Regions from separate parts of the Homo sapiens genome. Here region 2 is linked to region 1. A link is a contact called in ENCODE Hi-C or POLR2A ChIA-PET data. All regions are on one chromosome and are shown on one strand. Each heading gives the region's core, a stretch centred on a gene start or an enhancer-like site at or near the end of the contact. The rest is flanking DNA. Distances are from core to core; before and after follow the strand shown.

Region 1 (5,084 bases), core at 1,102-3,601:
ACAAAAACAAAAAAACCACTGATTCTCTCCTCTCTTCTGAATCTACCACTTTCTAAAATAAACTGTCCATTTTGCTCTGTCACTCCACACTAATAGCTTCACCTTACATCTGACTTATTTTCATGAAAAGTTTTCAGTGTTTTCTCTGATGATTCGATTATTCACTCCACGCCCCCACAAACCTATTTATAATTTTGTAGCCCTATCAAAGTCAGTTTCACTGCTCATTCCAGATAGGCTCTGAGCCAATATATTGCCAATAACACTCACTCTTGTGCTAAGTTAAAATACACAGTGCAACTTGCCAAGTTTCCTTATTTGGCAAGAAGGCCCCTTAGTTCCCAAGATCTTTGACCATCCATTTTTAGATCCAAGTCCGAGTGTTTAATATTTGGATTTTTTTTTCTCTCTTTACTGTGTCCTTATATATTCCCTAAAAGATTAAGAAAAACGGATCAATCATCTATTTGCTTTTTTAGACAACGGAGAAAGTCCTTGCAATTGCATCATGGTCATTTACTCTGGAATTATTATCACTAAATTTTTTTATTTAAACAATATTTTGTAGTTAAAAAACTCCCCAAATAATCTCAAAAAGTTATAGTAGGAATTAAATTGTGATAGATTAAAATAAACAGTGCAGTGGTCCAAAAGACCATTTTTCTTTATCTTAATTCTGTTTTCCCAAACTAAATTCGTATTCATTTACAATCTCCTAAATCTCTCACTATAGTAGCAGGAATTTAAAACAAAGACTCTACAAATGACCATAACCATAATTAAAATGCAGCCATCACTTTTTTTTTTTTTTTTTTTTGGAAAATTGAAAAACAAGTGAAATTTCACTGTGGAGATAGGCCTACTACAAAGAGGACATTAACTAGCCTTGAATCACTTGTTTATTTTTGTCTTTAAACGTGTTTGGAGGTTTGGATCCACTAAATCCTAGCTGTTCATTTCAACGAAGGTCGAGGAAGCAAGAAGGCTCTTCCAAAACAGCTTCGGGGTTAAAGAAGGAGTACAGTTTTCAACAATCTTAAGTCAAACATCCTCAAATTCACTCTGTAAGACGATTCTCACACACCAGTATCGAGAGCTGCTTACTGTACCATACTTGGAATGGGCCCCTAAATTGTGTTGCTTTCATTATTACAGAAACTAACAAAAATAGTAATTAAGTTCCCCATAAACAGTACTTATGCGCGATCTCAAAGCGCATCAGAAACATAACATTTTCAGCGATCTAACAGAGATAACTTTTTAAAAAAATTTTTTAGGCAATCGGATGTCATCTAGCCAGTCCTGAATTAAAGTTTTCTGAAAGCTGTCATGGGCAAGCGAGGCCAGACGAGGCGACGGCCTGGGTAAGCACTTCTGGGCCTGGTGCAGGTCTGGGAGCCCACAAAAAGCCGCTGCCTGAGGGTCGCCAAAGGAGACATCCCCGGCTCCGGTGGGAGGAAAGGGGGAAGCCCGAGAGGGCGGGCGCTTCATGCTGCCCAAGCCCGGGGCAGGAAGGGCGGGGAGCGGTGGCTCTGGATACATTTACGCATGTTTTTAAAACTAATCTTTAGTGTTCATTGTTCCTGCTGGTTATTCGCATGGCCTAATTGTGTGAGGAAAACAGAATGAAGGAAAATGGATGGGAAGCAACACCGCTCGCGGTCGAGTTCTTAGAAAAGCAGAAGTTCGTCGTCCCTCCTCGCACGCACAGCGAGTGCTGGGAAGTGGCCTGCACCCTACCCTGATTTGGGGGCCTCGCGGTTCGCCTCCCGACAGTGCCCCAGTCACCCGCTGCTTGGCCGGCTCTGCTGCTCGCGGAGCCCCTGCCCGTGCCGCACGCCCGGGACCGCGAAAGCCGGGGCCGCTCCGGCCTGCGCCCGCGCCTCCAGGCGCCAACTTCTCCATGGGACCGGCCCGAACTCTCCCGAACCGCACTTGGCGGCGCCGCGGCCAAGGTCCCGCGAGGACTTCCCGGGCGCCGCGAACGCTCGCTCGCTCGCCCGCCCGCTCGCTCCGGCCGCCGCCGCCGGGCGGGCCCTGGGTCGGGGAGGGGAGCCCCGAGGAGCCTCCCGAGGCCGCCTAGACTCCCGGGCTCCGGCGGAGCCTCGGCCCCGAGACGCAGGGACGACTCGCGAGCGCGGCGGGCCTCGCCCCCTCCCTCCCCGCCCTCCGCGGGCTCCAGCCTGACCCCTACCTGGCTCCCGGGCGGGGCGTGAGCAGCAGCCGGGGGCGCGGAGGCCCCGCGCGCGACGAGGGCGGCGGGGGTTGGGACGACAGCGGCCCGCGCGGCTCCCACGTTTCCGCTGCAGTTAGGAGTTGAACATTCCGCCTCTCTGCACGGCGCCAATGAGGAAGACAGTCACGGCAACAGCACCACCTACCTCCCGGCGCGAAACGGCTGGGCCGCCCTCCCCTCACACGCGCGGGCGAGCGGGGCGTGGGGAAGGCGCTCGGGCCTCCCTGGCCTGCGCCCGGGGGGCACCATCCGCCCCGCGCCCCGGCACCCGCCGAGGCCCCCAGACACACCTGCCTTGCTGTGGGGGGAGGGCCGTGGGGGTGTTCCCCCTCGCCCCCAGCACCTTAACTCATCTTTTTGACAAATTAACACCACCTGCTACTCCTTCAACTCAGTCTTCAACAAACAGGCGCTGGGGACGCAAAGAAATAGAGGCTGTTTTGTGCCCCGCAAGAGTTAATTCTCTAGTTGGGAAAGGCACAAACGTAGAGATTTCTGGGAACATAGGTCTGAAGGCTGCCTCTCTAGAAAGATCAGTAGGTACCTCTGGAATTTTGAGGAGGGGCCGTGGTCTGCTGCTCTAGTTGCTAATTTTAACAGAGCAGAATTCAGAAGAGGAGCCAGAGTCCGTTACAGGCCTAAGCCAAAGGTGGAGGTGGGCGTTGGGAAGAAAAGAAATTTCTGATTGGGGAGGATGGTTCTGTGAAGGAAAAGTGAGAGGAGGTTGCAAGGGCATGGGCAACATTATTCAGGATTTTGAATTTGAATTTTATTATCCATGGACACTGGGAGCTGTGAAAAATTAGAATCAAAGGGGTGAAATGGGGGTTTGTGATTCTGTTTAAATGGTAATTTTGAGAGAGTAGTCCACAGTAGTTGTAGGTTGGGTTGCTAGGATGGAACCAGGATGAGTAGTAGATATTGTCACCACCCGGTTGTGGGATCATGAGGACCTGAGTTAGGATGTAGGAAATGGAATTAAAAAGAAGAAATGGGCTGGGCATGGTACCTGTAATCCCAGCACTTTGGGAGGCCAAGCTGAGAGGATTGCTTGAGACCTGGCTGGGTAACACAGTGAGACCTCATCTCCAAAAAAATCAGAAAATTAGCCTGATGTGGTGGCATACATCTATAGTCCCAGCTACTCGGGAGGCTGAGGTGGGAGAATCGCTTGAGCTGGGGAAGTCGAGGCTAAAGTGAACCACAGTCGCGCCACTGCACTCCAGCCTGGATGAAAGTGAGACTCTGTCTCAAAAAAAAAAAAAAAAAAAAAAAAAAAAAAAAAAGAAGAAATGGAATTGAGAGAAATATTAAACGTTTCAGCAAGAGGCCACAGAAATTGGTAACCCACAAGATTTAGAAGAGAAGAAGAAGAGAGATGATGCCAAGATCTCAGACCTGGATGACTGGAAGAATGATGGTGTCATTGACAAAAATAGGAATACGTGAAAGGGAAGCTGGCTTCATGTTGAGTTTGAGGTCATAGGAGTAAAAACAGGTAGAGATGCAGCAACTGAAATATGAAACTGAAATTCAGGAAAGAGGTCAAGAGTGAAATAGAAAATTTGTAAGTCATTCAATAGGTTAAAGATATGAAAGTTGAGGGATGAATGAGTAGAGGTTAAAAAACAATTTATTAGTCTGATTAATTTGCCCTTTGATAAGGACTGGAGATTTTAGCATTAATAAATTTTATTTTGGTAACTGAGAAATTAGAATTGATGAAAATTGCCATGCTAAAAAAATGTATAATGCAGGTCTAATAAAATAATTCAAATAATTCCATCCTATCCATTCAAGGAAAAACTAAGGCTCTTTAGCATAGACCCCAGGCATAGGAAGACTCCAGTCATTTTACCTTACCTTCAGAGGCACTTGTTTGTTTTGGAAAGGACCCTAGACTGAGAGTCAGAGAACCTGACTTCTGGTCTTAGAGCTACCAGTTATCAGCTAGAGTGCTTTGCAGGATAGGCCACAGTTTCCTCCTCTGTAAAATAAGAGGGACTAATTAGAAGTTAGTTGCAGGTTCCAGCTTTAAAACCATGAATGTATTGCTTTAAATTTGGAACACATGGCTTAAGAGCATCAATATTTTTAGCCACATTGCCCTTGCTTCCCATCCCTTTGCCTTCATTCTGTTTTCCTCACATAATTAGGCCAAGAGAATAACCAGCAGGAACAATGAACACTAAAGATTAGTTTCAGAAACATGCTTAAATGATAATCTAGTAGACATTTTCTTGTCTTCCCAAATAGGTTGCAAGCCCTTTGAGGTCACATCTTATATTGTGTGGTATCTGCATATGTATTGTCCATAGCTGAAATAAATATATAATGATTGTATGATAAACTGATTGCCTCAAGTTTGGTTTTTCTTTTGTCAAGCTGCCTGTTTCCTATTGATTATACTGATCTTTTTAGGCCCCAGACCTAATAAATATGGTCTAGTATGTATTCTCAACACCGACTGCTTTTTTGAACTTTCAAATCTTTTTTGAATTGGTTAATGCTCACCAGGCAGAGTTTAGGTTTACCCGTGTGAAAAGCAATAACAAAAGAGACCTAGTCAAACTTCTCTTATCAAACCTGCCTATTCCTTTACTTCAAATGTTTCCACACTAAAAATAGATGTACTCTTAGCAGTGAGGTGGCTTGGAAGTCCTTAGCACCCTCTTATATCCAAGAACATTCTCCAAAATAAACATGCAATCTAAGTTGAAAAATATAAATATAGCTTAAGGAAAAACTTTCCTATCCCCCTATTCAATGGGACTGTTTCTTCTAAGCCCCTCTTCAAATAGATATTCTGAAACTGCCACTAGCTATCAGTGGATGAGAAAAGTGCAGA
Region 2 (5,084 bases), core at 893-3,392, 48 kb after region 1:
GAGGGCACTAAGGGAGTCTCACAGCTGCAGCCACCATGGCTTCTACCTGCCATGCAAATGCTACTTGTTTGTTGAAAAATATCAACTTATAAGGTGTGATCTCTATAGGCTGGGCACTCAATCTCAAGGAATTTTAAAGCTGAGAAGTAACCTAAACAACTGACCAAGAAATAACCTTCTCTGTGTTTTACTGACATCAATGAAGCTGATCATTTTGAATCTGTACTTACGCCATTATTAGCTTTTATGAATATATGTTTGGGAATGAGACATGTGGAAAAAAACAGAAATTCTTATTAGAATGGTGATGTTTAACACAGGTACTTGGTTTAACCATTTTTTAGAAAGAGAAACCCCAAACTTCTTCATACCAGGTCCCTGAAAAGGGAAAGAATTCATTTTGCAATACGCATAAATCCTTCATCCTGAATCAATATGGTTATCGAAATTGACCATATCATAATGAAATCCTGTTTGGATTAACATTTTTGAAAAAGACTAAATTGTTGCATTTGCTACCCATTGCAAAGGTAGCAAAGAGTAATTCTTAAATTGTCTGTGTGGAGATGGAGAACATATTTCAGAGAAGCTAGTGTGTATGGTCCCACTGGTGAGAAAGCAAGTGAGGCCTTTGGTGTGCTGGGACAATGGGTCTGAGTTCAGGAGCTGAAGGTTATTTAGAAGACACCTGGGGCTAAAGGCAGGTATACAATCGCATCTATGTGTTTGCCTCTGTCCTTTATGTGATCTTGAAAGAACAAATGCAGGGCTGTAGACCTGCCTTTCTAGTCACTGCCTTGTTATCAGCTAACTTTATTACCCTATGTAAGTCATGAAATTTCTCTATGCCTCCACGAATGTAAACAGAGGAATAAGAACATCTGCTTCCACCAACTTCACACAGTTCTGGGCAGGCAAAGAGCTTAAAACAAATATGTTGAAGTTCTCTAAAAATATAAAGTAAAACAGATGCTACTGTCACGAGGTTTCAACCTCATTCTTGTAGATCTCGGATTTAAAAAGTCTACAGTCTTCTTCAGCTGGGCTGTGTAAATAGCTTCTCTACAGGACGGCAAATGTAGCACAGGGCTTAATAATGGTTAAATAACATAAACTAATTTATACTGAAGGCCAAGTCCACCTACTCATTCACCTAAACAGAAGGGAGAGGGATAAGAAAAGCAAAAATATATATATATAAAAAAAAGTCCTGGGTGTTCTGAAAGGCTCTCCCATGTTGCCTCTGTAAAATAACAGGATCAGGCCCCAAAAGATTTTCTGGCTTCCCACATTTGTGTGCAGATTGCCTCTCTCTTCTTGTTGCATTGGGCACTGCCAGGCTAAGGTGAAGAGAGAGAGTGTGCTTCTTCTAACGGGAAAGCACATCTTGTCATAGTTTCCATAATCAGCTCATTCCAAATATGTGAAGGCATTTGTCCCTTGCCATAAGGCTGTGCAGACTACCAGGGAAGTGGCTATACTCTGAACCAGAAATTCACAGGCACCATTTTACCAAGCCTTTCTTAAAATAGCCAGCTTTGCCATATTAACAGATAGCAGCTTTTGAATCCAAGGGATTTGGTATTCTATTGAACCCTCAAGTTGTTGGCAAATAATTCCAGGCATCTGGCAAACTGATATCTATAAAATGTCAAGCAGCCTTTACTTCTTTGTTTAGCCCAGGAAATCAAACTCCATGTTTGATTTTGGGTCAAGAAAATTGTCTAGCTGGGGTCACTTGTGCTCTCAGCCTTCCTGTGTGCTAGAGCTCCCTGCATTTAGAAAGGAAAGAAGTCTCACAGCCATAGGCCACATTTAGCATTTTATTTTTAGCACTGTGGTGATACCAAAAACATGGAAGTAAACAGGAGGTTGTCAGGCATATCTAAATAGCAGGAGAAGATTAAATTCATGTCAGGGAGAACTCTAACTGGCCCCTGTAGTAAAAAAATTGTTTCCCATGAAGTGCTGTTTAATAGAATATTTATAAGATAGATGCTTCTTTTTCTGATGTTTGTAGTGATGATTTTCATGTACCAGGTTAGCTCGCATGCATTTTACCGATTTAATTCTGTCTGGGCTGGATGTGCTGCTGTACATGCATGCTGCACTGCCCTCTACTGGTGAGAATGTGTCATGCTGGACATTGACTTCAAGATCTTTTCAACTGAACTTTCGAAGTATAAGGGAACTTGGTTTACGGAAGGAATTTTAAACTAAAGGAGGCAAAACCGTCTGAGTAGAAAGCAAAGAGCAAAGAGAGGTCACAACTTCGACTCCAGCATCAGTGCTGTAAAGAAGTTAATTTATCTATTGATGTTAAATGCTACAAAATATAGGAGAGATCCATTACAAGAGTTTGGTTATTCCTAAGACCCTGTGTTTGGCCCTCTAGCAGTTCCTAGATCCTGCTTTTCTTTTTAAGGTGTAGTCTAAGAAAACAAAATGAAAACACAGCTCAACATTTTTTTTTCTCTTTCCAAGCTAAATATACTTACTGGGCTGCTATCTTAATAAATTTTTTTAATAGCTGAACACGCTTGCTGAGCTGAGAACAAAGGCAGATCTCAGTGACGACCCAAAACTGAATTTCATTAAATCTCCTCAGGAACAAATCCAAGTTTGCTGTGGTCTTTTTAAAATTATGCCTTCCAAATGTGTGATAGATTAGCTCCAGCTAGAAAATAAAGGAAAACAATTTTGCTTATTTTTTTTTAAATCAAAACACCAGCAGGTTTCTCTATTTGTCAAGACAGTGTTTTACTGGTCAGCAAATGTGAAGTCAATCAGACTTGAAGGGCTTCCATGAGGTTTGTTAAATATATAAATATAAACTAGGTTTTACTGGCTTAATATACACAGGAAGACACGGCATACTGTAAAGATTTTTCTTTAATACTCAAAGGCTTTATAGCATGCTTTATTTATAAGCTCAGTATGCAAAAAAATGGTCATGTGGTTTCCATATTGTAGCACATATTAGCACTTACAAACTAAGCAATGCCAGCAGCCTTTATCCTTGCTATCTCAGCTACTAACACATCTGATCCTGCATCTTACCTCATGCACGCAGTTGAAGAGTTCCCAATCATAAATTGTCATCTGGTATGCTAAATCTTTGGAGCTCATCAGTTCAAAAGTTCCCACTGTTCCAACAGTTGGGCCTTCCTGTTCTGGTAAGGGAGTCTATGAATAATAATGCAAAAACATATCAGAAACTCAACACAGACAAGTATTTAGCACTAAAAGCTTTCAGGAGTTTCTGAGGGGAAAGGATTCTGGAGATGGACGCTTTCAGGAATATCTGGAAACTCTGAGGAGAGATGCCTCTGCTCGCAACGCTAGTTGCTTTAGTGTCGTCTGTAAGTCACCAATCATCATTACCATCAATTCCACTGACTGAAAAATGTGAACCGCGGCAAATAAGATTCAGTGAAGAGTGACCTGCAGAGGTTCTCTTCTCTCACACTCAGGCCTGGGAGGTCCCTGGAAACTCTTCTTTTCCCTGGTAAAAATGGAAGAAGTCCTGGGAGACCTTTTTTCTCCTATTTCTCACTGAAGCTGCTGTAAAGCAGGTAACGGCATGGCAGTTTGGGACGTTCATCCACAGTGCTACTTCCTGCTGCCGGTGGCCATGGTAACACTGCTGCCTCTCCATCTCTTGGGACACACTGCCTGGGGTCATGAGGGAATGGAAAGCTCTGTGAACTGAGGTTACACATGATGTCTGATCCCTCTACTCTTGGGCAGATGTTGAGCTGAGGATGTTATTCGCATGGTTATGGTGTTTTGGGCTAGACATTAGAAAGCCAACGTCTGCTACTTTCTGGAAGACCCCTCACTAAAAGTTTCCATCTGACTTGCTTATCTCAGTTTTATTTTATGAGAAATGATCTAAAGTGTTTTTACTTAGTGAGATGAATGATATGCATATATAGGAAGCACACGTATAATGCAATAGATTTATATATAAATAGGCAACACACACATTACAAAGTTCCAAAAGTCACAAAAGTGGCTGGCACAGTGGCTCACGCCTGTAATCCCAGCACTCTGGGAGGCCAAGGCGGGTGGATCACCTGAGGTCAGTAGTTCAAGACAAGCCTGGCCAACATGGCGAAACCCTGTCTCTACTGAAAATACAAAAATTAGCTGGGCGTAGTGGCATGTACCTGTAGTGCCAGCTACTCGGGAGGCTGAGGCAGGAGAATCGCTTAAACCCAGGAGGCAGAGGTTGCAGTGAGCCGAGATCGTGCCACTGCACCCCAGCCTGGGCGACAGAATGAGACTCCATCTCCAAAAAAATAAAATAAAATAAAAAATAAAAACAAAATGATGCTAACTATATTTAGATACTATCCATGTCAGAAGTCCTAATATTATACAAGTTCCATCATCATTTTCATCATCATCACTGTATTCTACAAACTCCCACTGCATTCTGGGCACTAGAGAAATTACATGTTCTGCAGGTAGACGGTGCTTGCATTTGGAAGTTTACAGTCTAAGAGAGGACCAAGCAAGGTTACAGTTGAAGGGAATCAACCCTGTCTGGCCCATACAGCACTCCACAGAGGCAGCATCTGCTGCTGGTCCTTATTTGCAGGTATAAAGGGACAGAAGCAACAACACATGTGACACCCAGGTACAGAGATAAACAGGAGGGGAACATGAATGAATTTTTGGGAAGTTATTGGGTATTTGGAATGAATGTGTGGTCTGAACAGGATCTTGAAGAAGCTGGGCTTTAAAAGATGAAGCAGACAAGCTTGGGCAGGTGAGAATAGCAAGGTTTTCCCTGAGCATCCAGGATGGTCCCTTGGGGTGGAAGGATGGCAACAAGAGCATGAAGATGGGGAAGCTGTCATGAAACTTGCTTGGCAGGAGCAGAGAGCACAGGGGGTCCCCATGGACAGTGTGAACAGTTAGTAGCACATCTTCGTGTACCAGATTAGGAGTTTGTGTTTTGTAATAGACTAGATAATAGACCAGGTTAGTGTCAGCTTTAGAGAGCAAGTGACTCTGAATATAAACCCTACTCTAACTGTGTAGACTTGGATTGATTCCCTAATCTCTTGAGTGTC

Evidence for each region. Hi-C counts contacts between places; a loop is a spot of excess contacts on that map. ChIA-PET counts read pairs that join two places held with the same protein, here RNA polymerase II (POLR2A). Pooled maps may share reads with other maps.
Region 2: a loop to region 1 is called in a map of heart left ventricle, with 6 times the contacts of the local background. The contact joins the enhancer-like site here to the promoter of MAP3K20 in region 1. A Hi-C loop is called at or near these places in 52 of 168 maps with a recorded cell type or tissue (A673, CD14-positive monocyte, Caco-2 and 25 more), 11 of 37 single-sample maps with no recorded cell type and 37 of 50 pooled maps. POLR2A ChIA-PET finds 5 or more read pairs at or near these places in 5 of 52 experiments (AG04450, BJ, MCF 10A and 2 more).

What each region holds. Positions count from the first base shown.
Region 1 is chr2:173,073,113-173,078,196 of GRCh38, reverse strand. It overlaps MAP3K20 (mitogen-activated protein kinase kinase kinase 20), which reads right to left and starts at 2,351. Exons shown (of 20, transcript NM_016653.3): 1 at 2,195-2,351. RefSeq lists silencers at 1,787-2,526, 2,607-2,656.
Region 2 is chr2:173,024,674-173,029,757 of GRCh38, reverse strand. RAPGEF4 (Rap guanine nucleotide exchange factor 4) reads right to left here. Exons shown (of 31, transcript NM_007023.4): 24 at 3,061-3,186; 25 at 2,499-2,677. Among named protein-coding and RNA genes, the nearest start is that of MAP3K20, 49 kb to the left of the region's middle. Within about 2 kb of position 2,142, at least 16 of the 41 ENCODE cell types and tissues checked have a DNase peak (open chromatin) inside an H3K27ac peak, as active enhancers do; they include Panc1, ascending aorta, gastrocnemius medialis and 4 more, where a contact is called at or near this core.